2 separate regions of the Homo sapiens genome follow, and region 2 is linked to region 1. A link is a loop called in an ENCODE intact Hi-C map of the cell type or tissue named here. Cell type or tissue: body of pancreas. All regions are shown on one strand.

What was found. Peaks named below come from ENCODE experiments on the same cell type or tissue, not always from the same donor. Only the 100,000 strongest peaks of a DNase experiment are listed, where the experiment ranks them.
Region 2: it touches region 1 in a loop (2.7-fold over the local background); 10 of 110 quality-filtered maps call a loop at or near these places.

What each region holds. Positions count from the first base shown.
Region 1 is chr16:20,379,498-20,381,997 of GRCh38, reverse strand. All of the region lies in intron 3 of PDILT (protein disulfide isomerase like, testis expressed), which reads left to right. Among named protein-coding and RNA genes, the nearest start is that of PDILT, 24 kb to the left of the region's middle. In body of pancreas, no CTCF peak of the experiment used is centred here; a DNase peak (open chromatin) is centred at 1,007.
Region 2 is chr16:20,299,578-20,302,077 of GRCh38, reverse strand. No RefSeq gene overlaps it. Among named protein-coding and RNA genes, the nearest start is that of GP2, 27 kb to the left of the region's middle. In body of pancreas, a CTCF peak has its summit at 1,426 (motif pointing right); DNase peaks (open chromatin) are centred at 1,427 and 1,687.

The DNA.
Region 1 (2,500 bases):
GAACCCAGGAATTTGTGACTGCAGTGAGCCATGATTGCACCACTGCACTTCAGCCTGGGTGACAGAGTGAGATCCTGTCTCTAAATTTTAAAATAATAATAATAAAAGTTTTAGATTTTGAATACAATGGAATTGGAAGCACCCACTGCAGGTGGGCATAGGGTAAAGTACCCACCCATATTTCTGCTGGGCTTGCTTCCTCAGTATTACTTCTAACCAGAGAAAGGGCAAAGGGAATGCCAGGATGAAGCTGGGACAGGGATTGAGGATGCCTGGATTTTAGGATGAGCAGTAACCATGGGAACTTCAACGAGCCTTTTACAACCAGGCTTCCAATTTCTCTTTTTTTTTTTTTTTTTTTTTGAGATGGAGTCTCACTGTTTTGCCAGGCTGGAGTGCAGTGGTGCGATCTCGGCTCACTGCAACCTCCGCCTCCCGGGTTCAAGTGATTGTCTTGCATTAGCCTCCCGAGTAGCTGGGACTACAGGCATGTGCCACCACTCCCAGCTAATTTTTAGTATTTTTAGTAGAGATGGGGTTTCACCATGTTGGCCAGGATGGTCTCAATCTCTTGATTTCATGATCCACCTGTCTCGGCCTCCCAAAGTGCTGGGATTACAGGTGTGAGCCACCGCACCCGGCCCAATTTCTCATTTTCTAAACAGGATGAGTAAGGCCAGTTCTGCCTACTTGCCAGGGCTCCTCTGAGCTGAGAGGAGACAGTGCTTTACGCATCTTCTGCAATGTGACTTTGATGAAAACTCCTCTTAGGACACTGGTGGGATTTAGTCCTTGCAGGGTCAAAGCCCCAGTCCCATTCTCATCTAATCTCCAAGGATTGATGGCAGGAGACTTGGCCATGGCCATTGCTCTGGAAGGAGGGAGACTCAGGTTGCCTCTAGGCCTCTATTAATGATGCAGCCACAGTCTGTGCCTGGAAATATGCAGCCCAGTGCTGGTCCTAGTCAATCATTGACATTGCATTCACACCTCAGTTGTCACCGTGTCCTCTGGCACAGAGCCAAGCACCAAAGGAGGTCCCTGACAAGGGCAGTGCCTGATCTGCAGGCACAAAGGAATCAACAATTTGCAGAGTTCATAACTACCTCGGTCCCACAGGGGCCAGAGGGGCAAATGGAGCTCACACGTCCCCAAGAAGATGGCCCAAGATCAAGTTTCCTCAAGCCAGCTTCCCTGATGATTCATTCAGCCCATTCATTCATTCTAGAAAGATTTCTTAAGCATCTACTATGTGCCAGGCATTACAGGAGCTTACTGGGAGCTCACACTGAACAAGCTAGTGAAAAATCATTCTAATAATTTCAAGAAGGGATAGACTCAATGAAGAAAATAGGGTAGCTCGGCTGGGCACGGTGGCTCACGCCTGTAATCCCAGCACTTTGGGAGGCCAAGGCGAGTGGATCACGAAGTCAGGAGTTCAAGACCAGCTTGGCCAAGATGGTGAAACCCCATCTCTACTAAAAATACAAAAAATTAGCTGGGTGTGGTGGCGGGCACCTGTAATCTCAGCTACTCCGGAGGCTGAGACAGAGAATTGCTTGAACCCAGGAGGCAGAGGTTGCAGTGAACTGAGATCACACCACCGCACTCCAGCCTGGGCAACAGAGTGAGACTCCATCTCAAAAAAAAGAAAAAAAGAAAAAGAAAATAAAAGAAAAGAAAATAGAACAGGTCATAAGACAGAGAGTGATTGGCTAAAAGAAAAGAAGAACCAACTGAGAATTGAACAGGCAGAAGAAGGCACTGCCCTTGAAGAGCTGAGGAAAGGGCAGCCCATCAGGAGGGACAAGCCAAGGCTGAAGCCAGTGTTCTGGAAGATAACTGTAACGTTGGAGTGTGGAAAGGGCAGAGGGTGGCACAAAGTGACATCAGAGCAATGGTTCTGATGACCTGAAATTTAAATTCATTTGGCAGGTTTTGTTTTTGGATATTTTCAGATTTTGTAAATCAATTCCTTTTGGATCACTTACAATATACTTTTGCCAGACAAAAGCATATAAGAGAAACCATTTGTTTCCAAGTGTGACTTATTTTTACCTAAAGATGGCTGGAAACACTGTACAGAAACTCAGTGTTGAGGCTGATATCTCAGAGGAGGGAATTACAGCAGATGTGGGGTACCAAGGTCTGAGGGTGGCATGATGCCTCCTCCTTCTCTCTTCTCTTGAAGCCACCATATCAGCTTCACATGAATTTCCATAGGTTTGACTCATTGTGGCTTTTAACATGACCTTAACTATATCTACTAAAGTTGAACATGGCATCTGCTATGACCAGAAATTCTCCTGCTGGCTATACACCCAACAGAAGTGCATACAGTGTGCCCCAGAGACATGCACAAGAATTCATTCAGAATAGCCCCAGCCGGGCATGGTGACTCATGCCTGGAATCCCAGCATTTTGGGAGGCTAAGGTGGGAGAATTGCTTGAGCCCAGGAGTTCGAGACTGGCCTGGGCAACATAGCAAAACCTCGTCTCT
Region 2 (2,500 bases), 80 kb after region 1:
GCAAATTCAGAACCTGGGAGAGTGCCTCTCTGGTACTGAAATGCTAAGCAGGAAGCTGATTCAGACTCTGAGATGCCTTGGGAGTGAAAACTTTCCCTTCCTTGATTCTTTCTGGCTCTTTCTAAAGAGCCCAGTGAGCCAGCTCCTTGTCCAGTCATTCTCCACTCTTCAAGGACTCCGAGGAACTGGCCTATCTTGTCAAGAGTTACCCTCTACTTGGAGCTCCTCAGGCGGAAAAGTAGCACTTAGAATCTTGGTCTCAAAATATTCCTGTCTGTGTTGCTCCTACTGGTGGTGACAGTAAATGAGACTGTGATGAACAAGTGGATGTGACCTGGTAACCACATAATGCTTTTACTATATTTTATTGGCATATAATATACAGATCATGCACATACATCACAAGTACAGCTTGATGAATTTTAACAAAATGAACGCTCCTGTGTAACCATCACCCCGTTCATGAAATACAACAGTGGCTGCTCCCAGAAGCCCCCTCTTGCCCCTCCAGTTCCTACATCTCCCAAAGGCAACCGCTATCCTGACTTCTAGCACCATACGGTGGTTTTGAACTTTATATAAAAGGAATATATATCATTTGAACTCAGTTTCTTACTAACATGTGCAACATTCTCTTTGTGAACCTGATCCATATTGTTGAGTTTAATTATACTTGGATCTCATTCTGATTGCTGACATGATTCTATTGGAAGAATAAAGCCTAATTTATTGATCCATTCTACTGTTGATGGACATGTGGGCTATTTCCAGCTTTCAGCTACTGGTAAGCATGCTGCTTTCTTATTTATGCCTTTTTGGTGAGCGCATAAGCTCATCTTCCTGAAGTGTATATATTCAGCTTTGGTAAATACTGCTAAGCAGTTTTACAAAGTGATTGTAACTCCACCAGTCATCATGGTTTTCACATTCCAAGATTCTTTAGCCTCCAGTATCTAGTAACAATTGACTCTACTTCCTTTGGTTCCAAACACACCCTTGTCTTTTTCTCCTCCAGGACCTTTGCACATGCTATTCTCTTGGCTGTTACAGTCTTTCCAGCTGATCTTCACATGGGCAAGTCCTCACTCTTTGGGTCTCCGTGTACACGTTACTACCCTCAGGACGGCCCTGTGCCTGTTATACTCATGACTTTATGCACAGTATCAAGCCCATGTTCAGTAAATGGTTAGCCCTAAACAAATGTTAGCTAATACTGCTGTTGTTGCAATAAATAGTCTTTAAGTCTCCCTTTCCAAAATTCTGTGACTCTAGGAAGTCAGACTGCCTAACTCTTATCCTGTGTGCGGATCCTGATGTGCCCCAAGGGTTCTAAATCCCTCACAGAAGAAGGGCAGCTGGCAGTTCCCATTTCTCCCGGTCCCCGGAGCTGCATGTGTGGTACCTGCTCTCTACTAAACAGCCAATAGAGGGCACTGTGGGAACACGTCCGCGGAAGGAGGGAGGCGTTGGTCAGAGTTCAGATGACACAGAATTAGAGCTGGAAGGGATCTGAAAAACCCATCTAGACCGAAACCTTCATTTTACAGATGAACAAACAGATGCCCAGACAGGAGATGTGACTTGCCCAAGGTCACACAGCTACTGCGTGGAGAGCGGAGATGACACTTACCCTCTTGGCATTCTCCACTCTGCGGGGGCGTTGCCAAGCACTGAATGAGGCAGCTGGCCCCAGGTGCTGAAGCTTTGAGCCGGCCAAGGCCCCTGTTTGCCAAGCCTATCACTGCCCTCAGTTTTCTCCTCCCTCCTATTCCATGAGAGAAAGGCTCTAGATGTTGGAAGTAGGACAAAACACACACTATCCCTTTGATTTTACAATTATCTTTGAGAAAGCATTTCACTTTCCTTAATAATGACTACCAATTATTGGAACTTTCTAGGTGCCAAATATCATACTGCATGCACTACATGCATTACCAAGAATGGTTTTAGGGTTTATTACCTCCCTTCTGGGAGTCTTTCCCTGATCTCCCGATTGAAAAAGATTGCTCTTCTCCCATTTCCTCTCTATCACACCAGCCAGTTTACTTTCTTCGCAGATCTTATAATTATTTTTATAATCGTTAGACTTACTTACTCATCTACTTATCTATCATCTGTTTCAATTCCTCCCCTCCTTCTGGTAGACTTGAACTCCATGAAAGAAGGATTCTGGAGCTAGATAGGTCTGGGTTCAAATCCCAGCTCATTCACTTACTAGCATTGTGGACTTGCATTCATTACTGAAACTCTCTGAGGCTGTTTCTCCCTTTGTAAAATGGGGACTCGTGCTTGGCCAAAGTTCTTGATTCCTTTGGGCCTCAGTTACCAAATCTAAGGGAGGATAATAACCCTTCATCTGCTGGAGAGAAGAGCCTCACAAGATGCTCTGAAGGTCTTGGAGCCGTGGTCAAAGGAGTACATAATGGCGTTGCCCAGCTGTGGGGCCATGACTGGGCACATGGTTTACAGATGCAAGTGGAACAGAAAGAAGAGAAAATTG